Linked DNA regions of Homo sapiens: region 1 is linked to region 2. Evidence: read pairs that join two places in POLR2A ChIA-PET (ENCODE). Cell type or tissue: PC-3. All regions are shown on one strand.

Region 1 (8,000 bases), 91 kb before region 2:
ATCAGCACTTGCTGCCTTACCTTGCACTTTATGTTATGGAGATGGCTTCTTTCCTTAAACTTCATGAACCAACCTCTGCAAGCTTTCAAATTTTCTTCTGCAGCCTCCTTACCTCTCTCAGCCTTCAAAGAATTGAAATGAGTTAAGGCCTTGCTATGGATTAGGTTTGGCTTAAGGAAATGTGGCTGGTTTGATCTTTATCCAGACCACTCAAACATTCTCCATATCAGGAAATAAGGCTGTTTTGCTTTCTTTTTTTTTTTTTAAAGAAATGGAGTCTCTCTCTGTCACCCAGAACAGAATCCAGTGGTGTGATCATAGCTCACTGCAGCCTCAAACTCCTGGGCTCTAGCGATCCTCCTGCATCAGCCTCCTGAGGAGCTAGGACTACAGGCATGCACCACACACAGCTTGCTTTCTTATCATTAGTGTTCAATGGAGTAACACTTGTAATTTCCTTCAATAACTTTTTCTTTGCATTCACAGCTTGGCTGTTTGGTGCAAGAGGCCTAGCTTTGGGCCTATCTCAGCTTTTGAATGCCTGCTTCACTAAGCATAATCATTTCTAGCTTTTGATTTAAAGCGAGAGACTTTCGACTTTTTCTTTCACTTAACACTTAGAAGCCACTGTACTGTAGGGCTTTTGGCCTCATTTCAATATTGTATCTCAGGGAACGGGGAGCCTGAGGAGAGGGGAAGAGAGACGGGGGAACAGTCAGAACACACACAACATTTATCAATTAAGTTTGCCATCTTATATGGGCACAGGTCATGGCTCCCCAAAACAATTACAACAGTAACATCAAAGATCACAGATCACCATAAAAGAGAGAGTAATAATGAAAAAGCTTGAAATGTTGGGAGAGCTACCAAAATGTGATGCAGACACACAAAGTACGCACAAGCTGTTGGAAAAATGCTGCCGACTGACTTGCCTGCTGCAGGGCTGCCACAAACTGTAAAAATGCAGCGCACCTGTGAAGCGCCACGAAGCCACACATGATGGGGTGGGACACGTCTGTGCATGGCTGGGGAAACAGTCACCCTTGTGGGTGTACAGCTCTTCAGATGTTTTGCATTAGAATGCAGGCATAAAGTCCCTTATGTATTTTTAATTTCCAAGCAACAATAATTTAAAAATCAGTTGGAGAGTGTCAGCAGGTGCTTCTAGGTTCTGTGTGGTGAGCCCCCAGGTCCTGGCGTGTAGGGCTCTGGATGTCTCTGTACACGGGATAGAAACATGGTCACGTGGGAATGCCAATATGACTTATTGCTTATTGAGCTGTGCAGGCTTTTCTGCTTTATCAATTACGCCTCCAGGAAGCTGTGAAAGAAAGCTTCATCCATCTCCCACAGGATTTGTCTCCATATTTGTGACACATAATAAAATGTTATGTACTCTTTATGTAATTTTACTCTCCTACTCATGGCTGCTTATCACTTGTGACAACATGTTAATTTTTCCAGTGCGGTCCTTGTAGACTGTTTTTCTTTTTCTTTTTTTTTTTTTTTTGAGGCGGAGTCTTGCTCTGTCACCCAGGCTGGAGTACAGTGGCACAATCTCAGCTCACTGCAATCTCCACCTGCCGGGTTCAAGCGATTCTTGTGCCTTGCCTCCCCAGTAGCTGGGATTACAGGAGCACACCACCACGCCTGGCTAATTTCTGTATTTTTAGTAGAGATGGGGTTTCACTATGTTGGCCACCATGTACAAAAATACAAAAATTAGCTGGGCATGGTGGCGGGCACTTGTAATCCCAGGTACTTGGGAGGCTGAGGCACGAGAATCGCTTGAACTCCTGACCTCAGGTGATCCGTCTGCCTCAGCCTCCCAAAGTGCTGGGATTACAGGCGTGAACCACCATGCCCGGCCTAGACTGTATTTCTTCAAAGATCACAGGCTGCTTATAAAAGTACCCTGCCTTCCCAATTGAGGTGATTTCTGACAGCTAATTACCAAAAGACATCACCGTCTTACGATAGCAACTCAACACAGAAAGTCTGATGGAAAGCCATTTTATTTTTCTCTAAATTTTAAAATAGAAGACTTTAATGGAAAACATTTAGTACCATCATGTCACCCTGAATGCCAGCAATACCTCGACTTTTACACACGCAGGAAGCCTAGTAAAAGCCCCGTCAGTAGTACACATTTCTCTATGGTCCTTCAACAGTTTTGCATATACAAAATTTTCTGCTATTTTGCTTTAGCAAACAGCAATAAACTTTTGTGTTTCCTATATGACACCTAATATCCAGTCCTACAGTAATATAGTTAGAAAAATAAAAGGCTTAAAAATTTCATAGTACGAGTTCATGGTGCTAATAACAGAATCTCTTTAAACATAAGATCATTTTAAGCCTCTTACATAACCACCTTCTGGTTTCATTTGAAATCCTTAAGAATTAAAATCTAGTAAGATTGTTAAATCAACGTACGTCAATCATTCATTTTCACTTGCCTTGGGAGAGTTAATTCCCACTGTCCACTGAATGAATGCCTTTCAAATATTAATAAATATATTACAGTATTTACAAGCATTCTTATACACTCCGACACTGACAGGGAGTTAAGCCATGGAGAGGGAAGCACAGGTTTCCCAATAGTGTGACTTCATGACGTATGGGACAAAAGGAACCGGTGCTCAGGCCTGGAGGGAGCTGAGATGAGAGCAGGGATGATGGTTCAGATACGCACACATGCTCTAAGACACATCAGACTCTAGCTGAGACCAGCCAGACATTTCTTTTGTTGTTGGATTAGAAGTAAAACTGAACAAGAAACCAGGACACGGAAGGAAGAACTGGAAGCTATGCCTAAAGTCAGACCAGGCTAAGGATTTTAAAACCAAGCTCCACAAGCTCTTAGTGAATTACCCTGTGGAAACTATGTAGCTGACGTGAAGTGTGGAGGGGGGTGGTAGAAAGGGGGGTTAAATGTAAGACTTTGTTTTGGCAACAAAAAATGATAGTAATTTGATTTCTACAACTTTAACTGTGCCATGTGCCCTTTCTTACCCCACTTTCTGCAGATTGTTTCATATGAACGTACCCTCCACGTGACCTCTTTAATGCACTTGGCAAACTCCGTTAATGCTGTTGAAGAATGTATGTTCTGTGCTGTGGTAAGAGGTGATCGTAATGCCCAAATCATCCAATACACTATCATAAAGTGAAGTGAAAGACATGTACTAGATGTTTGCTTTGTGAATGTGAATGAAAGTCTTATTTTGGGGGTGTAGTTTCTTATGTTTTAATAAAAACAGTAGTCATTATTTTAAAAAGCACATTCTCCTAGGTGCATATTTATATACATATACAAATACCATTTCCTTCCCCCTTGTGCCCTTCTGGGTAGTCATTTTAAAAACTCAAGCCTGGGGTCATCAAAAGGGGTAGATTTATACTCCCACCTAACTGTCTGGAGTATAGAGTTCAGATAGTCTCTTAGGAAGTTTTATAAATGAGATTCACCCAGTACAATTCTGAAAGCTCTTAAACAGGAGTCTTTAAAATAATGTAAACACTTAAGTAATCAATAAGGGTTCTCTGGTGGCCCACTTTTACATGCAAATACAGACCAACTGTTAACATGCATTATTTTAGTCAACTGGTAAAGTTTATTTCATAAGTATAAGTAATTTTAAGCCTTTTACTAAACTGTAAATTTCAATCCATTAAAAACTACTACCGGAGCAGTTTTGAGGTATTACTGTTAATTTAGTATAGAAATGTTACTGTATTTTGATGTGGTATGAAATGCAGCCGCCATGCCTTTCATGAAACGGTGCTATCGTGGTGCTGACTACAGACATGTCCTATGGCTTTCAGGAAATTATTGTGCATGTGCATTAACAGATTTTCCAAACATTAATGACAATTTGATTGGTTAGTCATTTGTAAGCATACCAAAATAATACAGTATAGCCCACGTATGAGCCAAACACACTGAGACATTTGAGGCATACAATGCTACCCTCCAGTCTACTTTCGTCAGAAACCAAACCTACTCACTCAAATCATTTACAAGGAAAACTAGTGCAGAAAGCACCCCAAAAATGTTGCCTGTCAGCAGGTTAATTTTCTTCTAACTTTAAAAGAAGTAGATATTTTTTCTTTTAAAATTCATTTATAAAAATAAATTTTAGTTTGAGACCCTAGGTACCAAATTGTGGCTTAATTTACTCAAGATGGATGTACTACAAAGTTATGAAAAATGTAGCTGAAAACCCATGAGCTCCAGCTCATTTCTGCAGCGTGGCCAACAGCTGCCACTGTACACTGTCACAACCCTTCTCATAGGTAACCAAAATACGCTCAACGTCTTGACAAACTTTTAGCCTTCCTTTGTCCTGAAACTCCCACACAACTTTAATTCTTAGACCTCCATTATAAAACTATTAGTAACCATAATACATTCAAGATAGAGAATGAAGACCTGTCATCCACTCAGGAGACACTGAACCAGGGCACTGGGACAACACGGCCACTCAGGGGAAATAGTCACCCTTGTGGGTGTACAGCTCTTCAGATGTTTTGCACTAGAATGCAGGCAAAAAGTCCCTTATGTAATTTTTATCTCCAAGCAACAACATTTAAAAATCAGTTGAAGAGTGTCAGCAGGTGCTTCTAGGTTCTGTGCTGTGAGCCCCCAGGTCGTGGAGTGTAGGGCTCTGGATCTCTCTGTACACGGGATAGAAACACAGTCACGTGGAAATGCCAATATGACTTACTGCTTAGGGCTGTGCTGACATCGGCATCTCTGTTAGACTGATTCTCGTAGGAGAAGCTTTTTTTTTTTGCCTTAGTCAGGAGATTATTCGAGGAACAGTAAAGAACTGAACTAAGGAAGTAGCTACTGGCTTCCAAAGCCACACACACACAAAAGTAAGTTTCAAACTGTTGTCCTCTCTCAGTGCAAACGAGCAATTGGCGGACCTGTCACGTTTCATCAATCGATACGAACACAGCATTCAGTCTGTGGAACAATGTGATGCGGCAAAAATCTGATCTAATGCAAATTCAAGCCCATTAAATAAAACCACAGAAAGGAGAGCCAGCCCGGCTCAGTGTCCTCGCGCACGGACGCTGACTCGTAGCACAAAAGCAGCTGAAAGGCACGAGGCTCAGATCTCACTGATCGTCCTCTCTGAAGGGCAGTACTCCGAGGGGCCTGGCGAGGACATGTAGAAAGACTGCGTTTTCCTTTTCAATCGGGCCCTTTTGTTGGCCAACACCAGACTGCGCCGGCTTGAACTGATGATTTCCGAAATGAACTTCTTGCAGTCCACACACACCTCCATGGTGCTCCAGTCCTCCATCAACTCTTTGGGAAACTGGAGTTCTTCATCTGATTTGTCCATAGACTTAGATTTTGAGGAGAACCTGGGGTGAAAACAAAACAGAAGCCCAGCATTGTTACTTATAGGTCTGCTGCAATATTAAGAAAATATGTATAAAAAAAAGTAAATTTGTTGTCAAAACATCATGGAATGGATGAGTGATTTAATCATATGTCCTTCTAAAAAAATTTCTTATTGGTGACAAGGCTAAAAAATATTACTTAGAAAAGAAAGTAGGAGGCCTAGTGCGGTGGCTCACGCCTGTAATCCCAGCACTTTGGGAGGCTGAGGCAGGCAGATCACCTGAGGTCAGGAGTTTGGCGAAACCCAGTCTCTACTAAAAAAAAAAAAAAAAAATAGCCAGGCATGGTGGTGGGCCCCTGTAATCCCCACTTCTCTGGAGGCTGAGGCGGGAGAATCGCTTGAACCCGGGAGGTGAAGGTTGCAGTGAGCTGAGATGGCACCACTGCACTCTAGCCAGGGTGACAAAAGCGAAACTCTGTCTCAAAAAACAAAAAAAGAAAAGGAAAGAAAGCAGAAAACATGTCTTATTAAGACAGGCACTGCCCAGACTATCGAACAATACAGTCAGGATGGCTAAAGGTGACCCCAAGAAACCAAAGGGCAAGATGTCTGCTTATGCCTTTTTGTGCAGACGTGCAGAGAAGAACATAAGAAGAAGAGCCCAGCGGTCTCTGTCAATTTTGCAGAATTTTCCAAGAAGTGCTCTGAGAGGTGGAAGACAATGTCTGGGAAAGAGAAGTCTAAATTTGATGAAATGGCAAAGGTGGATAAAGTACACTACCACTGGGAAATGAAGGATTATGGACCAGCTAAGGGAGGCAAGAAGAAGGATCCTAATGCCCCGAAAAAGCCACCGTCTGGATTCTTCCTGCTCTGTTCAGAATTCCACCCCAAGATCAAATTCATAAACCCTGGCATCTCTATTGGAGACATGGCAAAAAAGCTGGGTGAGATGCGGAATAACTTAAATGACAGTGAAAAGCAGCCTTACACCACTAAGGCGGCAAAGCTGAAGGAAAAGTATGAGAAGGATGTTTCTGACTATAAGTTGAAAGGAAAGTTTGATGGAGAAAAGGGTCCTGCTAAAGTTGCCCAGAAAAAGGTGGAAGAGGAAGATGAAGATGAACAAGATGAAAAGGAAGAAGGAGGGGAGGAGGAGGAGGAGGAGGAGGATGAATAAGAGACTGTCCATTTGAAAAAAAAAAAAGAAATAATACTAAAAACTCTTAACCACCCTTCTAGAATTCTTGAAAAATAGGGTATTCATCTGATTCCCAATGAACATTAGCTAACTGTAGATGGCAGGTCAGACTACGGGAAATTCAAGTAAATTTATCTTAATCCCATGACACATCCTAAAAACTAAATTTTGACTAGTTTTCTCATCATTTATGTATTTATCAAACAAGCTTCTCCCTCCCCAACAATTCCCTGTATTTGTGCGATTATTTATTGGGATTCCAAGGAGCTGGAGATAACCAGACCAACATCATAGTAAATATTTCCAGGAATGTCTGAGATAACCAGGAATCATCTACTTATTTACTATTTTAACTAAACCAAACAGGATATAAATGGGTAGTCTATAGTATGTTCAGAGTTAAGTATGGAAAACTGTAGCAGCTGTTATGTGCACTGCCTTGAGCTCACTGAAAATTCACACCCAGAGGTCTCAGAGGAGGCAGCCCAAGCACAGAGGCAGACGTTTCAGGCACAAGGTTCATGCTGGGCTCACAGCTTCCTCGCCTCGCTGTCCACAGAGCCAGGACATGTGGTTGGTAGATCAAAGCCCAGCCTCTCGGCCCTGCCAGCTTGAGGCTTGAGCTGGCCTACCTCCTTCCATCTTTCTTAAGGCCCAACACTAAACTTACCCTGCACTAAATGCAAAGGGACTGATACTGAGGTGATGTTTTTTCTTTTAAATTATTAGCTCTTGGCATAAAGCTTTATTTCTGCCTTTACAATAATAGTAAAGTCAGTCAAAGCTATGGCAGAACATTGTAAACAGGATTAAACAGATTCCTTTCAAAACTAGACAAGGAGGAAAGGATGAGACTGTTACATTCCAATTTTCAACTCCATTGAAAACAAGGTCAGTTTTAAAGATGACTCTTACAGGACACAGTAAAACAGTTATTTCTAAAGTAGAAAAAAATATAAACTCTGTGATGAAAGTATCTTTCAAGTAGCTAGCCATTATTCCTTGAAAAGTTACCTTTGGGGAAGTTTTGGAGATTTGTGTGTAAAACTGTATTAAAACCAACCAACAAACCAATAAAAACCCCTCGAGCCAAAACCCTAACACTCTACCACAGTCCTCAAGAGTAGAACTCTTCTTCTGCAAAGGATGGTTTGACAACCCAGGCCCCTTGCTCACCTGGCAATGCTCCGAAGTGGCCGATGATGGGCAGTGGAGGGTTTTTCTGACCTCATACTACTTTCCCCTCTTTGCAGAGCAGAAGGTCCCAATGAAAAGATAGGAAGAGTGGAGTATGGTTTGGAGGGCAGCCGCATCTATTATCCCAAATAAAACTGGCAATGAGCAGTACCGTTAAAGAGGCAGTCACTAAAAGGAACACAAGTATAAATGAACCAAGCTTAGCTTACCTTTTTGCAACACTGTGAGCACACCGG
Region 2 (8,000 bases):
TGCCAATCAAACAATGCCAATAAATATCAAAGCAGTAGTACTCACCTCTTTCGCACTCTTAATTTTGGTCAGAAATGTATGGAGCTCCATTGTTTCTGCAAACAGTGCACGACATACTGCCTGATAATGATTTGGTGCATCTGATTCAGTAGGGAGATGAGCAGCACACAACTATAGAAGGGGAAAATAAAATAATGGTGCTTGGTTACTATTTGGGTTTTTTTTGTACTTAAAAACAGACACGAGCAGAGTGCAGTGGTTCACGCCTGTAATCCCAGCACTTTGGGAGGCCAACGCAGGCAGATCATGAGGTCGAGAGTTCAAGACCAGCCTGACCAACATGGTGAAACCCTGTCTCTACTAAAAATACAAAAATTAGTTGGGCGTGGTGGCACACACCTGTAATCCCAGCTACTCAGGAAGCTGAGGCAGGACAATCGCTTGAACCTGGGAGGCGGAGGTTGCAGTGAGTGGAGATCATGCCACTGTACTCTAGCATGGGTGACAGAGTGAGACTTCATCTAAAAATAACAATAAAAACCAAAAAAACAGACACACCCCCATATCTGTATTTTCATATCAGACAGCCAGGCAATTCCCATCATCCAGGGCTTAATGTACCACAAGACCATCAGTAAGGTCTACATAATTATACGGGAAAAGTGGTCCACTAACTAACAGAGACCCAACAGCACAGATGAGCTTACTAGAATTAGCTTCTATTTGAAAATGATAGGACATATGTAAAAGTTTTGGTTGGGAACAGAAAGAGAACCACCGTTTATTGTATACTGATGACGGATCCAGTTTTTTAACAGCTACCATTTATTAAGCAATTATCATGCCAGCTACAATATCTGACATGTCGTATATACAACATAATACCATTTACTCTTCAATGTACTGCTGAATTATCCTCATTTTAATGGAAAAAGAAACTGAGGCTAAGAGGAGTCACATGACTTGTCTGTCCATAGTCACATGGTTACCAAGAGGGAGAAGGAGAAGTCAAACACAGTCAGTCCTTACTGGGTTCTGAAGCCAGGCTCATTCCAATACATGTCGAATTTTGTAACGTAGTAAAAAAAAAAAAAAGAATGTCAGGAAAACATATGGACCTCAGGGAAGCTGCCTCATCAGTAGATGGGGAGTGGAGGAAAGAGGGCAGAGGGCAATGTAAGGCCACAGGTGCTGCCTACAGCCCTAATGTCCTTTACCATACATAGTCCATAATCCCCACCCAACTACTTGTGGGTAAAAGGTGCAACTTAGTATCATGCAAAGCAATTCAGAAAAATCAAACACCATTTAATTTATCAGATTGGAAAGACATCCTATTAAGAGTCCCATACACAGGAATAATTTTATCTTTCTATAAAATAATTTTGTATCCACGTACAATCATTACATTTTAAAGTACTTCATTTGCACTAACAAGCTGTAAGTTCTCTTAATTTCTTACTAGTCAGTAAACTTGACACTAATACAATAACTAAAAATACGCATCTTATTTTAATAATTTCTATCAATTAAAGAATAAATGACATCTTTGTAGTTTGTAATAGCCTTAATAATGTGGCTTTCTGTTTTCACGTATAGTAACCATCTTACACAATCTAATAGATCACTAGCTTTTACAAAATACATTCTCAAGAAAATATCTCTAGTTTGAATAGGAAACCTTCTTCACAGTAGCAAAAAAAGCTAAAAGCTGCTTTATCCAGAAGCATTAAAAGCAGAAATCTCACAAGTTTATTACTCACAGAGCCACTAGTAAACAGAGAGTATATTTTGTGCTCAATTATTTTTATATTTAGAAAACATCTTGCAATACCGAATTGTCATTCAAGGTAATGAAAGACAACAACTGAGGCTTTACCTTATGTAACTTAACCCTAATCTTACATTCCAGTCACATAAAGAAATGGCATAAAGCCACTGGGTTTCAAAGTTTTCAACTGCTATCCACAGTAAGAAATAAATTTATATATATTCACATATTATACACAAACACATGCATATGTGCCTATTATACATACAAAAGCTTCACAAAACAAAACTTGCACATTCAATTGAATTCACAACCCATTCACTGGTTGTAAACTGCAACTTTAAAAACACTGGTGTAAAGGTAATAGCTAGGTCTAAAAAATGTTTTTTTAAATGCATATGACAATCTTACACATAAAAAATCTAAAGGAATACTACTAGAGTTCATAAGCAATTTCAGCAGTTGCAGAATACATGATTAACAAACAAAATCAGTTGTATTTCTACACATGGCCAGAGAACAATTGGATAATGAGGTCAAGAAAATCACTCCATTTACAATTGCATCAAAAATGCTAAGAAATAAATTTAACCAAGGAGGTGTAAGACTTATACACTGAAGAGTACAAAATATTGTAAAAGAAATTAAAGAAGACCTAAATAAACAGAAAGACATCTTGTACTCATACATTGGAAGACAATATAGTTAAGGCAACAACATTACCCAAAGTGATGAACAGATTGAATGCAATCCCTAACAAAATCCCAACAGCCTTTCTTTAAGAAATAGAAAGACTGATCCTAAAATTCATATGGAATTGCAAGGGGCCCCTTGCAACAACCCAATTTAGAGATCAGGAAACTGAGATTTAGACCACGTAAGTAATTTGCCCAAGGATACACAGCTAGTCAATGGCATAAATGGAACCGAAACCAGGTAGTCTCTCTGGAGCCCAAGTTCTTTTCCATTCTACTCTAAAATAAATGTAATTCCCTTTATATTAAAGGGAATAATGTTCTTAAAGTACTTAAAGCATAGAGCATGGTATACAGTAAGCATGCAACAAAATCATTTTTATAGTTCCAAAAAAAGAGACATCAGGGGTTAGGGGGACAAAATTAGGTTATATGACCTTGGACAAGTTATTTAACATTGCTGGGTTTCCATTTATCTCTAAAAAGAGAGGACTGGTTTATGTAACCTCTTATATAAATCTGTCTCTCCTCTTTGCTCTACATATAAACTTCTAAATTAAACTGAAATACTGAGGTTTTTGAGGGAGCAGTCTTGGATCTTTGGGTATCCTCTGCTTACTGTAGCTGCCCTTGTCTAGTCTAATGGCTTTAAATGCCACCTATAGGCTGGTAACTCCTCAACCCCTATTCCAGGCCAGCCCTTTATGTTAACCACTTATGGCTATGTACTTAGCATTTCCACTCAGAAGTCACAAAGACAGCTCAAACAACTCTGAGAGTCATCCTTTTTTCCCCCCTTAATATAGGGTCTTGCTATGTTGCCCAAGCTGGTCTTGAACTCTTGGGCTCAGGCAATGATCCTGCCTCAGCCTCCTGAATAGCTGGGATTACAGGTGTGTGGCACCATGCCCAGCTGAGAGTCATCCTTGATTATTCTTTATTCCCATACCACTCATATCCAATCCATCAGTAAGTCTTGTTGTTTCTACCTTCAAAATATACCACCTGACAGTTCTCTACTTTTCTCCATCTCCTCCACCATCATCATGGTCACAGCTACCATTTTCTTTCATTAGAGGACTCCTAACTTCCTCTCTCACTAGTCTACATGGTTCTTCTTCACCTGACAGGCAAAATCTTTTATAAATATAATTTGGATTATGTTCATCCCCTGCTTAAAAGCATCCAATCATTCATTCAAACAATATTCACCAAATGCCAACTACGTACCAGGCACTGTGGCAGAAAGAAACACAGTATTTGATATGGTTTGGCTGTGTCCCCACCCAAATCTCATCTTGAATTCCCATGTGTTGTGGGAGGGACCTGGTGGGAGGTAACTGAATCATGGGGGCAGGTCTTCCCCTTGCTGTTCTCATGACAGTGAGTAAGTCTCATGAGATCTGATGGTTTTATAAGGAGGAGTTTCCCTGCACAAGCTCTTTTTTGGCCTGCTGCCAGCGATGTAAGACATGACTTGCTCCTCCTTGACTTCCGCCATGATTGTGAGGCCTCCTTAGCCACGTGGAACTGTGAGTCCATTAAACCTATTTTTCTTCCCAGTTTTAGGTTATGTCTTTATCAGCAGTATGAAAAAGGACTAATACAGTATTGAACAAGTCAACATCCCGTTCCTCTCAAAAATAGTAATGGGTATCTCAGACCCTTAAACATACACATACACACACACGCACACACACACACACACACACACACACGTTGGGAATAACAGCTACTATTAAGAAAAATAGGCCAAGTGTGGTGGCTCACACCTGTAATCTCAGCACTTTGGGAGGCTGAGGTGGATCACCTGAGGTCAGGAGTTTGAGACCAGCCTGACCAACATAGTGAAACCCCGTCTCTACTAAAAATACAAAAATTAGCTGGACATGGTGGCGAGTGCACCAAGTGCCTCAGCTACTTGGGAGGCTGAGGCAGGAGAATTGCTTGAACCCGGGAGGTGGAGGCTGCAGTGAGCCGAGATCACGCCACTGCACTCCAGCCTGGGCAACAGAGAGAGACTCTGTCTTAAAAAAAAAAAAAAAAGAAAAGAAAGAAAAAGAAAAAGAAAGCAGATGAGAGGTAGAAAATGAGGCCAGTGGTGGGGAGGGGCAATAATGTGGAAAGAGTGGTCAGTAGGTGGCACCAGAGCAGAGAGATCAATGAAGATTGGAGTGAGCCATGCACAGACCTAAGGAAAGAGTGTCCCAGGCATGGGAGGGCCAGTGGCTCCCACTGAACTTAAAACCCAAACTCTTCAGTGTTCCTCAAGTCCTTCGTCATCTAGCTCACACCTACCTCTCAAATCCCATTTGTGGCTTTTCCTTCCACTTTGTTTTGGTAATCCTAGACTTGTTTCTTTAAAACACACCAATCTTTTTGCTGATTCCTCACTCCTCCAGGTGTTGATTTCAATGTCACCTGCTCAGAACGTCTTCCCTGTTTGTCCTTTCTAGATGAACTACCCCCCTCTAATTTCTCTGTTACTTTTTTTTTGAAATGGGGTTTCACTCTTGTTGCCCAGACTGGAGCGAAGTGTTGCGATCTTGGCTCACTGCAACCTCCGCCTCCCAGGTTCAAGCGATTCTCCTGCCTCAGCCTCCCAAGTAGCTGGGATTACAGGCTTGCACCACTATGCCCGGCTATTTTTTGTATTTTTAGTAGAGACGGAGTTTCACCATGTTGACCAGGCTGGTCTCAAACTCCTGATCTCAGGTGATCTGTCCACCTCGGCCTCTCAAAATGCTGGGATTACAGGCGTGAGCCACTGCACCTGGCCTCTCTGTTACTTTTTAATCACTGCATTCTGCATTTTCTTCTTAGCAATTGTTAGGATTTAAATTACAGTAGTTCCTCCTTATCCACAGTTTCACTTTCCATGGCTTCAGTTATCTATGGTCAACTGCATCCAAAGATATTAAATGGAAAATTCCAGAAATAAATAAATCCTAAGCTTTAAATTATATGCTGTGCTGAGTTGCATGGTGAAATCTCACACCATCCTGCACTGTCCTGCCTGGGGTGTGAATCACCCCTTTGTGCAGCATATTTGCTCTCAGCCTCAAGCGATCTACCTGCCTTGGCCTCCCAAAGTGCTGGGATTATAGGTGTGAGCCACCAAGCCTGGTCTGCATACCACAAACTTTGATAGGTCACGCATTTGTTATTATTCAGTTTATTTCCACTGTGATTTCTTCTTTGACTCTTGGGGCATTTAAAAGTAGTTTCTTAATTTCCAAGTATATGTGGAAATAATAAAATCTTTTTGTTATTCATATCTGGCTTAATTCCACCATGGTAACAGAACATTTCCTATGTAATTATAACCCTTTGAAATTTGTTAAGACTTGCTTTAAGGCCTGGAATACGGAGAAATTTTTAATTGTTCCATGTATACCTGAAAAGAATGTGTACTCTGCAGTGGGTGGGTGGCATGTCCTATTAAGTCAGGTTTGTTATTCTCATTATCCAAATATTCTATATTTGTACTGATACTAAGAGAGGTATTTTAAACCTCCCTCTATGGTTGTACATTTGTCTACTTCCCCTTTTAGTTGTATTTGTTTGAATGTTGTTCAATGCTACTGTTACAGGCTATGTTACTAGGTGCACATAAATTTATGAATGCTATTTCTCCTTAGTAAATTGAACTTTTTATCAGTAAGCATCCTTTTTTATCTCTAGTAATGCTTTTTGCCTTTAGGTCCATTTTATATTAAAATAATGTCTGTGATACTTTTCTTTTGGTTAGAATGTTATATTTTTCCATTCTTTTACTCAAGCTTTCTATGTCCTATTTATAGTGTCTACTCAGTAAACAATGTATGATTGGATTTTGTATTTTTAATGCAGTCTAAAAATCTGTGTCTTTTAAAAATTAGAGTATTTTAGGCTAGTACAATCCACAGAAATACAGTGTGAGCCATGTATGTAGTTTTAAATTTTCTAGTAGCCACATCAAAAAAAAATAAAAAGAAACAAGTGAAATTAACTTTGATAATATATTTTAGTTAACCCAATACAATAATATATATTATTGTAATACTTCAAATTATAGCCAATACAAAAATTATTAATGAGGCTTTTTTTTTTTCTTTTGAGATGGAGTCTCGCTCTGCTGCCCAGGCTGGAGTGCACTGGCATGATCTCGGCTCACTGCAACCTCTGCTTCCCGGGTTCAAGTGATTCTCCTGCCCCAGCCTCCCGAGTAGCTGGGATTACAGGCATGCAGCACCATGCCTGGCTAACTTTTTTGTCTTTTTAGTAGAGACGGGGTTTCACCATGGTAGTCAGGTCTCGAACTCCTGACCTCAAATGATCTGCCCACCTCAGCCTCCCAAAGTGCTGGGATTACAGGCATGAGCCACCGCACGCAGCCAACAAGGCATTTTACATTCTTTTTTTGGTACTAAGTGTTTGGAATCCAGTATAGATTTTGTACTTTCAGTCCACGTCAATTTAGACTAACCACATTTCAAGTGATTAATAGTCACATGTGGCTAGTAACTACTGTATTGAGCAGTATAAATTTAGACCATTTACATTTAATGTAATTACCAATATATTTCAGTATCAAATTACCATCTTCTATTTGTTTTCCCATCTGTTCTATATTCCTTTTCAATTCTTTCCATCTCTTCTTTTGGATTACCAGTAATTTTCTTAGCTCCACCTGCCCCCTTCCCTATTGGCCTGATATTTACAAATTCTTTTATTTATTTTTAGTGGCTTTTCTAATAAAGGTTAGGCTTTAGTGGCTTTCCTAATAAAGGTTAGCACTAATAAATTAGTGCTTTAACCTCTTCCCAATGCCAAGGTCTTAGAACACTAACTCCACGCTACTGTTATACATTTTAATTCTAAATATATTCTAAATCATGTAAGACATTATTATTTTTTGCTGTTAATATTCATTTAGATTTATTTTCATGTTTATTTTTCTTTTTTTGAGGTGGAGTCTTGCTCCATCGCCCAGGCTGGAGTGCAGGGGCACAATCTTGGCTTACTGCAACCTCCGCCTCCCAGGTTCAAGCCATTCTCCTGCCTTAGCCTCACAAGTAGCTGGGATTTCAGGCATGCACCACCATGCCCAGCTAATTTTTTGTATTTTTAGTAGAGATGGGGTTTCACTATGTTGGCCAGGCTGGTCGTGAACTCCTGACCTCAAATGATCCGCCCGTCTCGGCCTCCCAAAGTGCTGGGATTACAGGCGTGAGCCACCATGTCTGGCCCATGTTTATTTTTCTTTGCTCTTCAAATATTCTGCATCTCCTAGTTTCTACCAGACATGGACTGCCTTCTGCCTGATGTATACTCTTTGGTATTGCCTTTAGTCAAGGTCTGCTGGTGACAAATTTTCTGTGTTTGTCAGATAAGATATTTTACCTTTTCTTAAAGAAACAAAACAAAAAAAGATCTCACTGTGTCACCCAGGCTTGAGTGCAACGGCACCATTACTGCCCACTGCAGCCTCAACCTCCTGGGCTCAAGTGATCCACCATGCCTAGCTGATATTTTACCTTTATTGTTGAGAC

What was found. ChIA-PET counts read pairs that join two places held together with the same protein. Peaks named below come from ENCODE experiments on the same cell type or tissue, not always from the same donor. Only the 100,000 strongest peaks of a DNase experiment are listed, where the experiment ranks them.
Region 1: POLR2A ChIA-PET joins it to region 2 with 9 read pairs; 2 of 35 experiments call an interaction of 5 or more read pairs at or near these places.

What each region holds. Positions count from the first base shown.
Region 1 is chr18:12,444,512-12,452,511 of GRCh38, forward strand. It overlaps SPIRE1 (spire type actin nucleation factor 1), which reads right to left. Exons shown (of 17, transcript NM_001128626.2): 15 at 7,974-8,000; 16 at 7,744-7,880; 17 at 2,001-5,385. The coding sequence ends at 5,127. It overlaps LOC105371998 (a long non-coding RNA gene), which reads left to right. Exons shown (of 6, transcript NR_136514.1): 6 at 3,033-3,287. It also overlaps the pseudogene HMGB3P28. Among named protein-coding and RNA genes, the nearest start is that of PRELID3A, 41 kb to the left of the region's middle. In PC-3, no CTCF peak of the experiment used is centred here; no DNase peak of the experiment used is centred here.
Region 2 is chr18:12,535,431-12,543,430 of GRCh38, forward strand. It overlaps SPIRE1 (spire type actin nucleation factor 1), which reads right to left. Exons shown (of 17, transcript NM_001128626.2): 4 at 46-171. Among named protein-coding and RNA genes, the nearest start is that of SPIRE1, 120 kb to the right of the region's middle. RefSeq lists a silencer at 4,529-4,708. In PC-3, a CTCF peak has its summit at 4,595 (motif pointing right); a DNase peak (open chromatin) is centred at 4,641; H3K4me3 peaks cover 204 bases; H3K27ac peaks cover 791 bases.